Regions from separate parts of the Homo sapiens genome. Here region 1 is linked to region 2. A link is an interaction called in ENCODE POLR2A ChIA-PET data of the cell type or tissue named here. Cell type or tissue: Panc1. All regions are shown on one strand. Links, peaks and the distances in the headings refer to the core of each region. The heading gives the core; the rest is flanking DNA.

The links. Peaks named below come from ENCODE experiments on the same cell type or tissue, not always from the same donor. Only the 100,000 strongest peaks of a DNase experiment are listed, where the experiment ranks them.
Region 1: POLR2A ChIA-PET joins it to region 2 with 10 read pairs; 8 of 35 experiments call an interaction of 5 or more read pairs at or near these places.

The regions. Positions count from the first base shown.
Region 1 is chr16:24,979,480-24,996,322 of GRCh38, forward strand. All of the region lies in intron 1 of ARHGAP17 (Rho GTPase activating protein 17), which reads right to left. Among named protein-coding and RNA genes, the nearest start is that of ARHGAP17, 27 kb to the right of the region's middle. RefSeq lists an enhancer at 8,969-9,572. In Panc1, for the core only: no CTCF peak of the experiment used is centred there; DNase peaks (open chromatin) are centred at 7,427, 7,651 and 8,418; H3K4me3 peaks cover 2,500 bases; H3K27ac peaks cover 2,500 bases.
Region 2 is chr16:25,115,505-25,118,004 of GRCh38, forward strand. All of the region lies in intron 1 of LCMT1 (leucine carboxyl methyltransferase 1), which reads left to right. Among named protein-coding and RNA genes, the nearest start is that of LCMT1, 5.0 kb to the left of the region's middle. In Panc1, for the core only: no CTCF peak of the experiment used is centred there; no DNase peak of the experiment used is centred there.

The DNA of each region.
Region 1 (16,843 bases), core at 7,371-9,870, 130 kb before region 2:
GCAAGCCTAGACCACCACACACAATAACAATTAGTTCCTCCTTCAAATTTCCTCTCCATCCTTACTTTGAAAAGAAACTAAGTGTTTCCACAACTTTCTCTGCTATGCTTTGAACTACTACTAATTTCATCAACCCTTCCATTAAACCAACACGGTGGCCAGCAATCAGAAGGGGGCATTCCGAGCTGGCGGAGTCTCAACTGTCAGACCATAATAATTTTTATTTTATTATTATTATTATTATTATTTGAGACAGAGTCTCATTCTGTTGCCCAGACTGGACTGCAGTGGTGTGATCTCAGCTCACTGCAACCTCCACCTCCCGGATTCAAGCGATTCTCGTGCCTTAGCCTCCCGAGTAGCTGGAATTATAGGCACGTGCCACTTCGCCCAGCTAATTTTTGTATTTTTAGAAGAGACAGGGTTTTGCCATGTTGGCCAGGCTGGTCCCGAACTCCTGACCTCAAGTAATCCGCCCACCTTGGCCTCCCAAAGTGCTGGGATTACATGCGTGAGCCACCGCGCCTGGCGTGAAGGAAATTTTTAAAAGAGAAAGAAAAAGTATGTTTCAGCTCTGAACAGTGAAGGGAGTCAGGGGAAGGCTGTCAATGAACCGGAAATTCAGAACAGGGATTGTATGATCTTGGCCGGGAACCAATGCAAGAGCAGGAAAAGCTCTTGGGCCAGAAAGTAAATGAGACCCCTAGAATGACCTCGAAATGCTGCTAAGCTCAGAGTAGTGCCAACTGTGGGCAAGGGAAAGAAGCGCACAGCTCCTCCAGTCTACACTTAAGGCAATGGCACGTTAGCCAGAACAGGGCATTGCCATGGGGGATTCTAACACTTGTCATCATGGCACTGTCCCAGTCAACCTGGAGATGCCTACAGGGTGGCTCACTCACCAGTTTCTGCAGGAAACTGGAATGCTGACCTGACTCAAATACTTCCCAGGGCCAGAGGATCAGGGCCTAGAGACAAAGCCAAGGCCCCAGCTTCCAGAGGCAGCCAATTTTCAACTCTATGAAAAGGTTCCACCAGCAACAGGCCAACATATGCTACCCTAGACCTTGCTTGGCAAGCAAGGTGCCAGGCATTGCTGAAGAGCCAAACACAGGTAGTCATACCAGTTAGGGAAGGGAAGCAGGGCCCCAGCTGACCATGAGGTCAAAGAACCAGACTCAAAAAGAAACCTGACAGTCAGCCTAGCAAGAACACACCTGGCATGAGATCGTCATAGTTTCACCATTAGACGCCCCCATTCCTCTCGCCAATGCCTCATCCCTCCTTTAGCAAAATGCCACCAGGGAATGGGTAACTTTTGCCTTTCTTCCCTAGCCAAAACCCCCAAATCTGGACAGGGCCCTGTATACCTCTCACAGAATCCACCTCAACTCTAAAATGACTTCCTTCTGTAAGTACGAGTATACACAGAGAAGTCTCAAGGCCTATTAAAATTTTCACAAGTTCAAAAAAAGAGATTCAACCTGAGAATCAGAACAAATATGTCCTTTTTCAGAGCAAATTATTTTTTAAAAAATAACAGAAGAAGAGAAGAACTTGCTCTACAATCCCAATGTGGGCTATAAGCAGATGTGGGAAAGTTAGTAATAGCTCAGAGGTATGCTAGAGCCAACTCAGACCAACCAACCATGTGCATCTTCTCCCAACTCCTTGCTCAGTAACCTCACACTGGTACTTGAAATCAAAAACATAAACAACTGCAAACAATTCAAATAGGAGCTTGGCAGTTGTTAAACAGTTATGAGCACAGTGCTGCAACAGCCACAAAGAAAATAAAGCAAACATAAAAACGAGGCAAGTATTAACTTCAGGAAAAACAAAAAGTCCACTGGAAACATAAAGATAGTCATAGTAACTAGTATGCTCAGCTGCAAATAATTGATTGGACATAATATAAATATCAAATAGTAATACAATGAAAAATTATAACTGTATTGAAAGGATGGGGGGAGCAGAAGCAGAGGGAAAGGGCCCTAAACCCTCATTTATCAGAACAGAAAGTCAACAGACAGTAACTAATTTGATAACCCAAACGATAGTTTACACATATTACTTATAATTATGAATATGAATAAATGTCACAATAAACTGTTAATATTTCAAAGTAGTTGCTTCTGGAGTTGGGAAATCTCAGAGAGTAGGGAGTGAACCCACCGTATTTTGTGGTAAGTCTTTTACTATATTATTTGACTTTTTAAACTACATGAATCACAGTTTTGAGGTTTTTTAAAAATAGCATGTTACTTACACTTTTAAGTAGCATGCTTGATTGATATGGCCAGGGGTGAAGTGTGCCTAACTTAAAGAATTGGTCCAATGTCAAGCTCTACAAATGCACAACAGAAAACATACCTCAGAGTATCTAAAATGTAAAGAAAATCAGTGTATTTCCAGCCATTTTTTTCAAATTAACTGGACCCTCTGCTTTAGAGGTACTTTACATGAAAAGGTCTGGAGGCTGAAAACTATATTGAATATATTATATGAAAATGTTAATGTACTGTTTAAAAAGAAATTTCCCCTTTGTTTCCTGTGTTTGTGGAGGCTATATATATATTACATTAATAAAATCAATTTTAGATTTGCAGGCTTAGATTTTTTTTTTTTAAATCAATTTTAGAGGTTGGGGGTGGTGGCTCACGCCTATAATCCCAGCACTTTGGGAAGCCAAGGTGGGTGGATCACTTGAGGTCAGAAGTTCAAGACCAGCCTGGTCAACATGGCAAAACCTCATCTCTACTAAAAATACAAAAATTAGCCAGATGTGGTGCCACACACCTGTAGTCCCAGCTACCTGGGAGGTTGAGGCACGAGAATTGCTTGAACCTGGGAGGCGGAGGTTGCAGTGAGCCAAGATCGTGCCACTGCACTCCAGACTAGGCAACAGAGCAAGACTCTGTCTCAAAAAAACAAAAAAAAAATGTGTAGAAAAAAATCCAAACCCAACTAGAGATTAAAAGTGATCTATAATTGGGAAGAATTACTTTTAAGTGACAAATCATGACTATGGAGTATAATACACAAACTGGAATGGCTCCCTCACACAAAGATTCTTTGCTGGCCTGTGGACTCTCCATCTTAATTTTCAGGCCTTGGTACTGTCTCCATCTATTCCAATAATGTGGTCCAAATGACCTGATCTCCCTCATCACTGTGACTGGTCCAAGCCTTGGTGCTTCCTATCGTGAACTGTTTTGCAGTGTTCACCTTTACCAGAGATATGGAAAGTCCAGCAATTATTCCACTATCGGCCAAGGTGCCCATTCAATAGGCCATTCAATAGGCCATGTACGTAGGCCACAGAAATGTGCTGGTTTTTTCTGAGAAGTGTTATCTTTGGTTGAGTTTTTGTAATTTATTAAAGCAAGGCAGGGGGCAAGAGACTGAATTCGTCAAGACATCTATAGACAAAAAAAAAACAGTAGACAAAGTGATCCAATCATAAAAAATAATACTTGATAAATCATATATATATATATATATATATATATATATATTTTTTTTTTTTTTTTTTTTTTTTTTGAGACAGGGTCTCGTTCTGTCACCCAGGCTGGAGTGCAGTGCCACAATCTCAGATCACTGCAATCTCTGCTTCTTGGGCTCTAGTGATACTCCCACCTCAGCCTACCAGGTAGCTGAGACTACAGGCATACACCACCACGCTCAGCTAATTTTTCTATTTTTAGTAGAGACAGGGTTTCACCATGTTGGCCAGGCTGGTCTCAAATTCCTGAGCTCAAGCGATCTGGCTGCCTTGGTCTCCCAGAGTGCTGGGATTATAGGCATGAGCCACCGTACGCGGCCAGATTTTTTTTTTTTTAAGACAAGGTTTTGCTCTACCTCCCATGCTGAGTGCAGTGGCCTGATCACAGCTCACAGCAGCCTTGAACTCCTAGGTTCAAGCTATCCTCCCACCTCAGCCTTCCAAGTAGCTGGGACGAGAGATGCGCACCATCATGCCCAGGTAATTTTTAAAATTTTTTTTATAGAGATGGATTCTCACTACATTGCCCAGGCTGGTCTCAAACTCCTGAGCTCAAGCCATCCTCCCGCCTCCAACTCCCAAAGTGCTAGGCGTGAGCCACTGCGCCCAGCCTAGATTGTTTTGAATCAGACATTTTGCTCCATGTTCCTAAACTTTTTGTATATGGGTTTTTTCTGCTTTGTCAGAGCCTTCTTTGTGTCCAACGTTCTGGGCTTGAAAACACACTTGAATGTTTCCTGTCTGCAACTGGAAAAACAATACGAATCAGGAAGGAACTTCCCACTCGCCATTTTACTCTGGGGTTTGTTTTTTCCTATGAAGCTATTCTGCAATTTTACTAGTCACTCAAGCAAGGCTGATACCAGGCAGGATCTTTAATTTACTTTTTGGTAAAGCACAGATTTTCTCCTCGTAATTCTCAAAGCAGCAGTGCTGCCCAGGCCTTCATAGTGCCACTTTCCCTTGACCTGGTGTGGCAATGTCCAACCCTGCAGTGTGGCTAATAGGATGTTTCACTGAGCTCACTTGCCAGGCAAGGAGAAAACAGAAATGTTTTCAATCTGGAGTAGTTCACTGTACCAAAAAGACAGAAGATGCTCAGACCAGGTGAGAGTCAAAGGAAAATTTCCAATTGGTCTGATATTTTCCATCTCTAATCATGGATTTCTGGTAGTTTCCTTCATAAAACATGTACTATGGGAGCCAGGGACTCCCAAACCATGGACACGAATGCTCAAGTCCCCGCGATCAATGCAGGCTGTGGTCTTCCAAACAATGAGCACTACCGTCCTCCTCCCTGCTAGACAGCAGGTTCCATGAGGGCAGAGAGAGAGCTCTAAAGTCATCACTCCTCCCCAGCGGCAAGCTCAGCACCTTCCTGCCACTTAAATACATACTGAGGCCGGGCGCAGTGGCTCACGCCTGTAATCCCAGCAGTTTGGGAAGCCAAGGCAGGCGGATCACGAGGTCAGGAGATCGAGACCACGGTGAAACCCCGTCTCTACTAAAAATACAAAAAAAAAATTAGCCAGGCAGTGGCAGGCACCTGTAGTCCCAGCTACTCGGGAGGCTGAGGCAGGAGAATGGTGTGATCCCGGGAGGCGGAGTTTGCAGTGAGCTGAGATTGAAATTGCGCCACTGCACTCCAGCCTGGGCGACAGAGCAAGACTCCGTCTCAAAAAAAAAAAAGAAATACACACTGAATGAATGAATGGATGTCTATCACATCTTTGGGAAAAAGGACATTCACAATGTCAAACAAAATCCAATAAAACTAGGTTGAAAAGCAGCCATAGGTGTATAGAACTGCCTTCCACAGTAAAATCCATAATGACTAAAATTGAAATGTGATATTACCTTTCAAGGTTAATCTTTTTATAAAATGGGAAAAAAAACCACAGTTGAAAATAAAAAAAAAATGTCTGTAGGGGGAGGCAAAATCCAGTTTTAAAAATTTTATGTTAAAAGAGGAGTGAAAGCCATTCCTCCAATCCCATATCCCAAAGGGTACTGTTACGAATTTGTTATATATCCTTCCCAATTTGTTTTCTAAATTTAAACTAGTGCTTCTCAACTGGAGGCAACTGTGTCCCCAGAGGACATTTGGCAATGTCTGGGGACATTTGTGGTTGTCATGATGGGAGATGCTACTGGTCTCTGTAGGCTAGAGGCCAGGATGCTACTGACTATCCTAAATGCAACCCCACACACACACACACACACTAAATAATATAAAGAATTATGAACAAGGAATGATCCAGCCCTGGATTTGTTTCCTATTGCTGCTGTAACAAATCACCACAAACTCAGTGGCTTGAACAACACAAGTATATTATATCACACTTCTTGAGTTCAGCACTTCCAACCAGGTCTCCCTGGACTACGATCAAGGTGGCAGCAGGGCTGAATGCCTTCCTGGACATGCAAGGGGAGCATCTGCTTCCTCGCCCTTTCCAGCTTCTTGAGTCTACCGCATTCCTTGGCCTCCTCCTGCACTGTCAAAGCCAGTATGGTTCACTCTGGGCCTCTCTGCCACAGTCACCTCTTCCTCTGACTCTGCGACCTCCCTCTTCCACTGCTAAGGACCTCTGTGATTACACTGGGCCCACCTGGCTAGTCCAGGCTAATCTCCCTTTCCACTGATTAGAAATTTTAATCCCATCTCCAAACTTAGTCCCCCTCTGCCATGTAATCTAAGACATTCAGAGATTCTGGAGATGGGGATCTGGACATGTTTCGGGAGGGCAGAGCATTATTCTGCCTACTTCAGGTCCAAATGTCAACAGTGCCAAGGCTGAGAAGTGCTGATTTCAAAGGACACACATACACACACATACGTACACACACATACATGCACACCCATACACACACACACAGATGCACACAGGTAGATAGAGACACGAGGGGCATTTTTACACGTCAGAATACAGATGTACAACTCCACCACCTCCCTTTTTATGCCTGTACATTAACCTATTCTGTGGATATACCATGTTCTACTTAACTGCACGAAAGCAAGGCAGCACCACCAAACCCTCCAGCCTCATATTCAATCTAATTGAACTGTGGACTGAAGACAGTTGAAGACCGTCAAACCTCCACATCACAAACGGTTCCTCCAAGGCTGTAGGGATCTACTTGAGCCTTCATAATAGCCAACAGTAGCAGCCATATTTGCTGGGTGCTTTCTATGCCCCAGACACTGGGCTGGCACTTACATCTACTCTAATTCTCACATCAACCCTATTGGGTAGGAACCACTATTTCCCCCATTTTACCTATAAGGAAAGTGAGGTCTTGAAAGGTAACTTGCCTAGGACCCCAGCACTAATAAGTGGGATTGTGGGATTCAAACCCAGAGGGCCTGACTAGCAAGGCCTACACTTAGTTTATCTAAACCAGGGGTCAGCAAACTATACCCGCAGGCTCAATCTAGCTCACCGCCCATTTTTTATGTTCAGAAAGCTCAGAAGAATGGTTATTTTAAAATGATTGGAAAAAAACAAAATAATAATATTTGGTAACACATGAAAATTTTATGAAATTCACATTTCAGTGTATTACAGAAGTTTCACTGGAACACAGCCAGGCTCATGCATTTGTGTGCTATCTATGGCTGCTTTTGAGCTTCAACAGCAGAACTGAGTTGTTGCGAAAGACATCACCGTATGACCTGCAGAGCTCAAAATATTTGTTATCCAGCCATTTACAGAAAATGCTGGCCAACCCCAGGTCTCTATTAGTAACTCTTGCAGGATGTGGTGCAAACCTTGATAGCTAACTTTTTAGAATCACTTTGAGGATGGGTGAGGCTGGGCTGGAGGTGTATTTTCTCTTCCTCGACATTCTGCCTCATAGGCAAGCAGCAGCTGCCAAAATGAACAGGGGTGGCTGCCTCTGATAATTCAGTCCAAATGCGGAGGCACAGCCCAGTGCTGGTGACACTGGTGACAGGAAGAAATCAGAAGTTATGTCCCTCCTGCACCTACGCACCTCCATCCACTCACCTCCTCAAAAACACTGAAGTATTTTAATCACTGTTTGCTTTCTGGTCTCTACTGATAAACATATTTCGGGACAAGACCTAAATAAACACAGTTCTCTACCCAAGAGTTCAGCAACAATAAACATTTCAGGCTTGCAGACCATACTGTCTCTATGTAATGACTCAGCTTGCCACTGCAGCACAAAAGCTGCCACAGACATTGTATAAATGAACGGACCTGGCTGTGCCCCAATAAACCTTTATTTATGGACACTGAAATGTGAATTTTGCCTAATTATCGTACGTCATGAACTACTGTTCCTCTTTTAATGTTTTCAAGTATTTAAAAATGCCAAAACCATTCTGAGCCTGCAGCAGCCGCATTTAGCCCACAGACCAGAGTTTGCTGACCCCTGATCTATGTACAAGTGAAGTCCATTTTCCCATGAAACTTCAATCCTTTTTAATCACTTCCCAAATCCAAATTCTTCTTACTCAGAAGGGGGATTTCTACGTTTTCCCAACTTGCATTTCAGAGGTTGAGAGACGCTGGCTTTTCAAGACTTTTGCCAAATTGCTCCTTTTCAATCCTTTCAGCCATTCTGGGGCCTTGAGAGCAGGGGCTCATCTTTCTACCACCAAGAGCACCCCCAACCCAAGGATGGCAAATATGTGGCCGAGGCGCCAACACTAGCATCAAACATCAATGGCTCCCACTGCCTCTGGGCTCACAGGGCTGTTGGTTTTTGGTTTACAATTTCACATGAGAGATCACTGTTCTGCTGGCTTTTACACTTGCACACTGACTGATACGTCAATTAAAATGAAAAAATGAAGCATGGAGAGAATTTTTAATGAGCTCATTTTCAATGCTAGTTACCAGGAAATATCTGACGCATTTTTGAGAAATAAGACAGACTGTGACTAATCTACCAAGGATCTGAATATTGTATGTAGGGTAACAACATAAACATTACTGCATGCAACATGATTTGTATTCACAGTGAAATTACAGAGCCCACCCAGGGCTAGGCAGTGGATTTCATTCTGCTGGGAATCTGATTTTGTGCAACACTGTCACCTCCCGTTACAAGTGTTTACAAAATCCACCTGAGCCTCTGAGCCCAGTTTGGATGCAATAGTTTGATTTCATAGTGAGCTGGAGGACTACTGAATGAGTTTTTACTGTTTTATCTCATTAGATTAGCTGTCGTCTTAGATTTCTGGGAAGGAATCTAAAATCTACTTAATTGGATTTTTAAAATAAACGACTCTCTGAAACTTTAAAAATGAAGCAATTTGTTATACCTGCCACAAAGCAGTTTAAAAGCCGTAAGAGAGTTTACAGAACTCTAAAGGGATGTTATTGGGAAAAAATTGTTCCCATGCCTAACACTGAAAAGAAAAAGGATACTTAACGGGGGGAAATGATTCAACAGAAAATATTTTGGCAATGACGTGGGAAAAATAGATCTAATAGTTCTATACTCTGCATTATTTCCCCAAATGATGGTATTTTGCCCATGTATTTACAGCTTCTCTAGGACAGGGTTATAACATTTAATTTTTACTTTAAATGACAATAAAAGCCTTCTCAATCTTAACTTAATCTTGATAATATTATTTGAATTCCAGTGACTAAGATGAACAGTTACATTTTACCCTAAATTGAATTGAGGTTTATCGTTTTCCTGCACATGTAAGCTTACCCACGCAGCGTTTTGTTCGGTCAGTTGGCTTTTTCCCCTCTGGCACATGAAATGGAATCTATTTGCTATCCCTGCTCTAACCACGTGGCCTGTCTCAAAGCTCCACCACCGATTCTTGCTTATAGCAAAATCTGAAAGAAATCTCCCTTCTGCCACCAACCACCTCAACGGCCTCTCAGGCATTCCAAGTGCCTTATTCCCCAGCCTGCTCCAGTCACTCATGGTACCTGCTTGGACCTGGAGGCAGCTGAGTTTGAGATTTTAAAACTCATTTAAGCAGGCAAAAATATGTGAGAAATATTTTGCAAAATATTGCAATGCAGACAGTACATCCACATAGAGCTACTGCCTAAGGGAAAGGAGCTCAGGAGGAGTCCAGTTTACTGCTCTGGTGAGGCAGCCAGAGGCTAGGAGGAGCTGAAAAGCCACACAAAAAGTCTAAAGCAAAAGTGCCCAAGGCCAGGCCACACAATGTCAGGGGCTCCCTCCACACCTGGGCTCTGACTCAGTGCTGTGACTGATGGCTGCTGGGGAGGTGCACAGCGTCTGAAGACAGGTTGTGCAGGCTCCCTTCCAAACTAGGTCAGCACATTTGGACTTTGACAAGCTCATCCCCATAAAAACAGGTTGTAAATGTTAAGTTCTCAGTCCAACTTACAAGGACTCATTTAGCTCACAGATTATCTAAGAGACAGCCCTGGCAGGGGCCTATTGAGTTTTCTGAGCCACTCAGAAAAATAGTAAAAATAAAAACTAGTGGAAAAAGATCTAGGAGGTAACAGTGGTTCTTAACCAGAGCTACACATGACAGTCCTGGAGGCTCTGAAAATAATACAGGTGATGCCACTTATATGAAATGGCCAGAAAACGGGAATCTATAGAGGCAGAAAGTAGATGAGTGGTTGGCTTTGGGGGTGGGGGGAATGGGGATTAACTGTAAAGAAGTATGAAGGCTCTCATTTGGGGTGACAAAAATGTTCTACAATTGGGTTGTGGTGATGGTTACACAACTCTGTAAATTTACTACAAATCATTGAGTTCTACACTTAAAATGAGACATTTTTTGAAATATGTCAGACACAGAAAGATATATACCACATGTTCTCATTCATATGTGGGAGCCAAAAAAAATAACGTCATAAAAGTAGAGAGTAGAATTGTGGTTATTAGAGGCTGGGAAGCATAGGGTGGAGGAGAGATAGGGAGAGGTTAATGGATAGGGATAAATAATTATAGCTAGATGGGAGGAATAAGTTCTAGTATTCTATAGCACTGTAGGGTGAATATGACTAACAATAACTTAGTGTGTATTTTCAAAAATCTAGAAGAGGATTTTGAATGTTCACAATACAGGCACAAACGTTCAAGGTGATGGATACGATAATTATGCTGATTTGATCATTACACATTGTAAACATATCAGAATATCACTCTATATCCCATAAATATGTACAAACATTGCAGCCAACTAAAGATAAAAGGGGAAAATGGGTAAATTTTATGATCTATAAAATATATCTCATAGGTTGGGCACAGTGGCTCATGCCTGTAATCCCGGCACTCTGGGAGGCCAAAGTGGGAGAATCACCTGAGTCCAGGAGTTCAAGACCAGCCTGGGCAAGACAGGGACACCTCCATCTATACAAAAAATAAAAAACTTAGCCAGGCATGGTGGTGCACACCTGTAGTCCCAGCTACTCAGAAGGTTGAAGTGGGAGGATTGTTTGAGCCCAGGAGGTCAAGACTTCAGTGAGCCACGATCGTGCCACTGCACTCCAGTCTGGGCATCAAAGCAAGATCTTGTCTCAAAAAAAAAAAAAATTAAAACAATTAGCTGGGCATGGTGGTGAGCACTTGTAGTCCAGCTACTTAGGAAGCTTAGGTAGGAGGGTCATTTGAGCCTGGGAAGTGGAGACTGCAGTGAGCCAAGATCACACCACTGCACTCCAGCCTGGGCAACAGAGTGAGACCATGTCCCCCACAAAAACACAAATACACACACACCCCTCATAAGGTTGTCAAAAATAATAATACTGATGCCTGGACCCCAACCTAAAACAAATGAATTAGAACCTCTGGAGGTGGGGCTTGGCTTTTTTTTTTTTTTTTTAGCTCCCCAGGCAATTCCCAAGCAAAGAGAACACTGAGAACTGCTGCAAGGAGAAGGTTCAGGTAGCAACAGCTGGCAGGTGGCAGAACGAGCAGCAGGACAGACTAGAAGGGTAGCAGCCATAATGCACTGCAGCACCATAGTCTCCAGGGTCCCTGTGTCCTAGGCCATAAACACATTTCAGAAGGAGCTGATGTGCATGATTCACAACTGGCTTTACGCTGCGGCCTTCACAGACAGAGTAAACTCAGTTGTAAAAAACAGAGTGATACCCAATTCTAAGTTTCACTCTCAGCAAAGGATAAGAATGTAGGATACAGTCAGAACTAAGAGTTAGGGCTCTGGAGTCAAACATACCAGACTTTGAAACCCAAGGCTAGACGTTCACATGTGCACCTTACTAAGAAACATTTCCTCCACTGTGAAATAGGAATAATTATAACCATAAAATTATAATAATGATACCACCACCATAGTGGTTGTTTAGGAACACCATCTCATGTACTTCATTTAACGTGTTTCGTGGCACCTAGTGAGGGTTCATGGAGTGTTAGCTGTTCTGAGAATTACAACAAATAATAACAACCTTCAGATAAATCCCAAGTCTTATCTAAGAATGACCTTTCCAAATTTATCAAGCTGTTCTAGCTTCTCTCTGGAAGAAGTCACAGTCGAGCCTGGACCACACAAAAACAAAAAGCTAGTCAGAGTTAGAGCAGGAGTAGCGCAGGACGTTCAATTAAAACAAAGGGTTGGTTGTGACAACACCGTGTGGGATGGCACCAAAGAGAATCACAGGCAAACAATAAACAGAAACTCAGGGACAGAGTACGTGGAGAGTTAGTAAACCCTGCATCAGAAGCTAACATCTTAAGCTGCTGGGCTTCCCACCACTGCTAAGGAAGCTATAGAAACACCTGCACCAGCAGATCTCAGCTGAGCATGCATTCACAGAGAAGCAAAAGCAAGTCTCCAAGTATAAACCATCCATCCGAGGATGGACTTACTTCAAGAGCCTCAGATTTTAGATATTTGTTCATTCAGACGGTATTTACGGAGTTCCCACTAAATGTCAGGAACTGAGAAAGAAAAAAGGAGACAGAAATGATACAGTCCCCACCCTTGAGGAGCTCATGAGAAAAAAAGGTCTCATCCTTAATGAAAACACTTTGGGGGCACAGATAGAAGAGTGATTAACTGTGTGGCCAGGAAAGCAGGGAAACAGTCCAAGTGGACCTCAGATAAGTCAGGCATGGGGAGAAAAGGTTTGGGGAGGAGTGTGTACATAGTAGGGTACAGAACAGGAGGTGGAGATGTGGCTGCAGAGAAAGGCTTTGCCTGCCATGGAACTCGGGGGCAACAGGGAGCCACTGATGGTTTTTCAGTAATGGAATGGCAACAGGTTTGAGTTTCAGAATGAAAAGTAGAATAGCAGGATGGAAGTAGGAACTCCTGGAGCCCTCTGTGGATATCTAGACGAGAGACAAGAACACAGACCCAGAGCCCAAATAGTCATCCTGGCCAATGACACATAGCTATTTTTTCTTTTTCTTTTTCTTTTTTTTGGAGACAGAGTCTTGCTCTGTCACCAGGCTGGAGTGCAGTGGCACAATCTTGACTCACTGCAACCTCCACCTCCCAGGTTCAAGAGATTCTTGTGCCTCAGCCTCCCGAGTAGCTGGGACTACAGGCGCACGCCACCATGACCGGCTAATTTTTGTATTTTTAGTAGAGATGGGGTTTCACCATGTTGGCCAGGATGGTCTCGATCTCCTGACCTCATGATCCGCCCACCTCGGCCTCCCAAAGTGTTGGGATTACAGGCGTGAGCCACCGTGCCTGGCCCAACACATAGCTATTTTAACAGAAAGAGTACAGTAGAATCTGACTATAAACTACCAACTTGAAAAAAGTACAAGAAAAATTCATAAATACAGTACTCCTGTTCAAGAAAGTAATCAAACATAGAAACTGGAATTGGTGGATCATAACATGTAATCAAAAAAGTTTCTGTTACCGTTTATTTATTTTTTAGAGATGGGGTCTGTCACCCAGACTGTGGAAAGCAATGGTGCGATCGTAACTTATTTTAGCCTCCAACTCCTGGGCTCAGCAATCCTCCTGTCTCAGCCTCCCAAGTAGCTGAGACTACAGGCATACACCACCACACTCATCTAATTTTTGTATTTTTTTGTACAGACAGGTTCTCGCTATGTTGTCCACACTGGTTTCAAACTCCTCGCCGCAAGTGATCCTCCTGCCTCAGTTAAAATCCTTTTTTTGGAGACAAGGTCTAAAATCTTAACGTGCTGGCATTGTAGGCATGAGCCACTGTGCCCAGCCAAAAGAGTTTCTTAACACCAAATTTCCAATACTAAAATTTAAAAAAAAATTAATAGTAATATTTTGCATTTATACATTATTTTCTGTTATGAAAGCACTTTTACCTATATTATTTCATTATAATAGGTTGGTGCAAAAGTAATTGTGGCTTTTCCCATTAAAAGTAATGGGCAGCCGGGCATGGTGGCTCACGCCTGTAATCCCAGCACTTTGGGAGGCCGAGGTGGGCGGATCACCTAAGGTCAGGTGTTCAAAACCAGCCTGACCAACATGGTGAAACCCCATTTCTACTAAAATACAAAAAAAAATTAGCTGGGCATGGTGGTAGGCACCTGTAATCTCAGCTACTCAGGAGGCTGAGGGAGGAGAATCACTTGAACCCAGGAGGCGAAGGTTGCAGTGAGCTGAGATTGCACCACTGCACTCCAGCATGGGCAATAGAGTGAGACTCTGTCTCAAAAAAAAAAAAAAAAAGTAACGGGCAAAAACATGTACCCATACAGGGCAATTTTTATTATCCCTGTTTCGTGGGTGTGCAGGCAGACACCCATTAAGTGAATTACACAATGTGAACCAGTCTTTGAACCTTCAGAAAGAGTACCTTCGAGGCCATGGACCAAAGTTAAATTTCTCTTAAATTTGCAAGCTATGTTCTGACCCTAACTCCGCCACAAACTAACCATAGCATCTAAAAATACATCCCTTAACCTTTCTGCCCCTTACTTTATTTATATTTGCATCAACATTCTCACAGGACTTTTAAGAGACTAGAACAAAATAGCAAAGGAGGGAACATTTTGAAACCTTCCAAACTGGGCTTTGCAAACGTAGGACTGTAACTCCAAAAATGACAAATGTTGCACGGTTTAAACAGGCATCTAGTGCTGAAAATCTGAATAATGGTGGCTCCTCTGGAATTCTACAATAAACACACGTCACAGATGTGGCCCAGGAAGTTCCATGCTTAGCGTGGTGCACAAAATGAAGAAAAAATAGTCACCTGGAAAGTCAGGGCGAGGCAGTTTTTGAGGGATGATGGTAGATTCTGGGTGGGGAACACCCTAAATCTCCACTTGCCCTTTTCTAAGGTCAAAGAAAGGAGTGCCTGATGGATGAAAGGACACTGTAAATACCTTAAAACAGAAATCTGATTGCTTTTTAATGAGGTGTTTTGTCAAAAAAGCTATTCAGGATAAGTAAGCCTTAACTGAGTGGAGCTACACAGCCCATCAACAAATTCAACCACAGGCTGGTGTCATGCATACTTTGCACTAACTTTTCATTTGGTTAGTCACTGAACAAATATTTTCGGGTTCCCTTCCATGAGCCATCATGAGTAAGATAGGGCCCCTGCTCTGCCAGAGCTCAAGGACTATCAAGGAAAATAAGCCATTATACTCCAGTGCAAGGACGGTTCCAACAGGGAAGTGCAGGGTCCCTGGGAGTTGTCACTATCACCACAGCCCACATTTATTGAGCTCATATCACATGCTCAGCACTGTTCCAGGTGCTTTGCAAGAACTGAACTCTACGGGATAAGTATTATTACCCCCGTGTTACAGAGGAAGAAACTGATGCACCCAGGGAACTTAAGCGATTGCCCAGGGTTTCCCACCTAGGCTCTGAATCTCGGCAATATTACTTCAGGGACCCTGTTCTTAACCACCTAATACACACTTTACTTGTATTAACCCACCTAATCCTCAAGACAACCATGAGACTGATACCACTATTATAACCTGTATTAGTCTGTTCTCACATTGCTAATAAAGACATACCCACGTCTCTGTAATTTACAAAGGAAAGAGATTTAATTGACTCAGTTCCGCAGGGCTGGGGAGGCCTCAGGAAACTTACAATCATGGTGGAAGGGGAAGCAAACACGTCCTTCTTCAAATGGCATCAGCAAGGAGAAATGCCGAGCAAAAGGGGGAAAAGTCACTTATAAAACCATGAGATCTCATGAGAACTCACTCAGTATTACTAGAACAGCATAAGGGTAATGGCCCGATAATTAAATTACCTCCCATGGGATCCCTTCCACGACACGTGGGGATTATGGGAACTACAATTCAAGATGAGATTTGAGTGGGGACACAGCCAAACCATGTCATACCCATTTTAGAGATTTAGAAACCTAGGCACAGAGAAGCACATTAAATTGTTGCGGGTTACAGACATGACAGGAGGGGCCTGAATGCAGACCTGGGATATCAGAAAGATATCCTGAAACTGGTGATGGCTTCTGAGACCTACTGGATGAGTTGGAAACCCAGAGGCTGGATAGTACAAGAGCACCCAGGTCAGGGAGAAGAGAGGGAAGAGAGAGCAGGGAGGAGCAGAGGCAGGTGACATGGCTGGGGGAGAACCCCACCCCATTTAAGCTCAGGTACACGGGATCTGCTGAAGATTGTGAGCAAACTTATTTGCTGAATACATAAGTGACTAAATGAAAGTTTTCAGTATCTGGGCCTTGTACTGAGTAGGAGCCAGCGGCAATCCACCACCAGGGTGGGCAGGAGAGCCAAGGGCCAGCCCAATTCTAGGCCATCAGGTGTGCGAACCAAACTGAAGGACTGCGGAAAACACGGAAAGGAACTCTGCCGGACTCTGGGCCTTCAAATGAGTACCAGGCAGCAAATGTAAAAAAAAAAATCTTCAGAAAGGCTGTTACATGCATTTAAACAAAGGAAAACCAGGCTTGGACAATGAACCAACAAATAAAACTGCACTCACTTTACTTCTCTATAGACCAACTTTTTCTTCTCTTTTTTTTAAGAGACCAAGGGCTTTGCTATGTGGTCCAGGTTCACTTCAAACTCTTGGGCTCAAGCAATCCTCCCGCCTCAACCTCTCCAGTATCTGGGACTACAGGTGCAAGCCACCTACTTCTTCATAAGTACACCAGGGATTTCAGCACAATGGTTTTTAACTTCTAAGACTTAAAAAAAATTCCCAACATTTCAGTGAATTTTATTTTTTTGGGGGGGGAGGGAAATAAATATGTCTTCAGTCAACCATCTTAACTAAAATGTCTCCCATAACGTCTTAAATCCCTCTCTGCACTGAAGAATCTTCCTATCATCAATAATTTCAGGAACCTACCAGTGGAGTAACAGTTAAATTTGTTGTGCCATAACATGTTATTATGATAGTTGTATTCCTAAGAATTTACCAATGCTCATATTATA
Region 2 (2,500 bases), core at 1-2,500:
TCTCAGATCAACTCACTCTCCCTTTCTCCGGATACTTAATTCAGACATTTTCCCCTTTCTTCAGACTTCTGATTTACCCCACTCCTTTTTCATTCTCAAGATAATATCAGCTATTGCTCAACATGGAAAATGGGAACCCTTAGAATGAAACTCCCTTAACCTCCCCCAGAAACTTTGTTTGTTTTGTTTTGAGAGGGAGTTTGGCTGTTGTTGCCCAGGCTGGAGTGCAGTGGCGCGATGTTGGTTCACTGCAACCTCTCCCTCCCGGGTTCAAGCAATTCTCCCACTTCAGCCTCCCGAGTAGCTGGGACTACAGGTGCCTGCCACCACACCCGGCTAATTTTTGTATTTTTAGTAGAGAAGGGGTTTCACCATGTTGGTCAGGCTGGTCTCGAATGCCTGACCTCAGGTGATCCACCTGCCTCAGCCCCTCAAAGTGCTGGGATTACAGGCATGAGCCACCACGCCCAGCCTTCCCCCAAGAAATGTAATCATCCTTTTTCACTTTTACAGTTGTGAATTCCTCCAATAAAGACCACCAGAAACACACCTGTAGTTAAACAAGCTGGGTTTATTACTTGTTGCAAGGAGGGAAGACTCACACTATGAGGAGCTGTGGGGCACATCAGTAAGAGAGTGTTAGACCTTTAGGATATGGGCTTTGGCTGGGTGATTTGGGGGAGGGTCAAGGGATTTTCTCTGTGTTGAGTACTGAAAGCAGGTGGGAAAATTCTATCCAGTAGCTCTGTCTTTTCTAGAAGGAGATTTGGCTGGAGTAAGGCTAAAGCTGTAACATGTAAAGAAGCCACAGTCACTTCTATCAGCTGGGAGAAAGAGATGTCTGGTATTCCGTGGGTGGCACAGTGACCTTGCTTTTTTCTCTGCTTAGACAAAATGATGAGGTGGTCTCGTTTCATCTCCTGTCATCAGTGGTGCAGAGTGCCCTTGTGTGGGTGGTCTGCGCGATTGTTTATGTCCAACAGGAGAACAACATGGCCTTCCTATGGGTGCCAGCCAGCTTCCAACAACATTAGGGCCTGGCCCACAGCACCAGACCAGGTCCTGGAGGTCAGTGCCACTCTTCTCTTTTCCACAGTGGAGGAGGTGTTAAAGAGATAAACTGGTAATCCTAGCACTTGGAGAAGCCAAGCGGATCACTTGAGCTCAGGAGTTCAAGACCAGCCTGGGCAACATGGAGAAACCTCCTCTCCACAAAAAAAAAAAAAAAAAATACAAAAAATTAACCAGTGTCGCGGTGCATGCCAGTAGTCCCATCTACTTTGGGGCTGGTGTGGGAGATCACTTGAGCCCAGGAGGTCGAGGCTGCAGTGAGCTGAGATTGTGCCACTGCACTGCAGCCTGAGTGACAAAATGAGATCCTGTCTCAGAAAACAAAAAAAAGAGATAAACCAGAAACTGGGGTTTGCCAGGCAGAAGACAGTAGCAGGAGCAGAGGCATGGAGACTGGAGTAGAGTGGTGTATTAGGTGAACTTGACAGAGAGTAGGGAGTGGGTAGCAGGTTAGAATTTAGAAAGCTGCTCAGGCAGTGAATCGTGGAAGGTCCCAAGGAGTATGGGTTTTATCCTAAGGGATTTTGAGTGCAGAACTGATATGATCTTGGTTTGTGTTTTAGAAAAATTCCTAGCAGCTGTGTGGGAGAAGGGTTGGTGACACAAGGGACATCTTCCTCTCTTTTCCACAACCATAGCCCTTGCTTGGCTCTCCTGACTCACCTGATCTGTTGCAGTGCACTCTTACCTGCTGGCCAGGGTGATTGTCAGGATCGCAAATCTTATTCTGTCACTCACCTAAAAACCTTTTGATTCCCCATCAGCTGCAAGGTAAACATCTGCACTTTGTTGTGTGACATATATACTGTACCTTTTCATGATCTGCTCACTCTAGCCTGATAGGCCGCCGGCTGGACATCTCCACTTGGATGTCCCAGTATTACCTCCAGTTCACTATTTCCAAAACTGCTTCATATCAGCTCCTCGTGTTCTCCCTGCCATTCCCAACCTGAAACTCAGTGAATGGTGCCATGGTTTATTCAGTTCACAAGTTAAGGCCTGGTGCGGTGGCTCACACCTGTAATCCCAGCACTTTCGGAGCCGAGATGGGTGGATCACCTGAGGTCAGAAGTTTGAGACCAACCTGGCCAACATGGTGAAACCCCATCTCTACTAAAAATACAAAAATTAGCTGGGCGTGGTGGTGTGCGCCTGTAATCTCAGCTATTGGGAGGCTGAGATGGGAGAATCGCTTGAACTGGGGAAGTAGAGGTTGCAGAGTACTGGGATCGTGCTACTGCATTCCGGCCTGGGCGACAGAGAGAGACTCCGTCTCAAAAAAAAAAAAAAAAATTTGACATCATCTTGGAACTGCCCCTTTATTTTCCCTCTTGTGCAGTCACCCAGACCTGTTAACTTTTATCTGCTAAGTATTTAGGGGATGAGGGAATTATTTGGCTAAGTAAGGAAAGGAATCAACTTTCCTTAA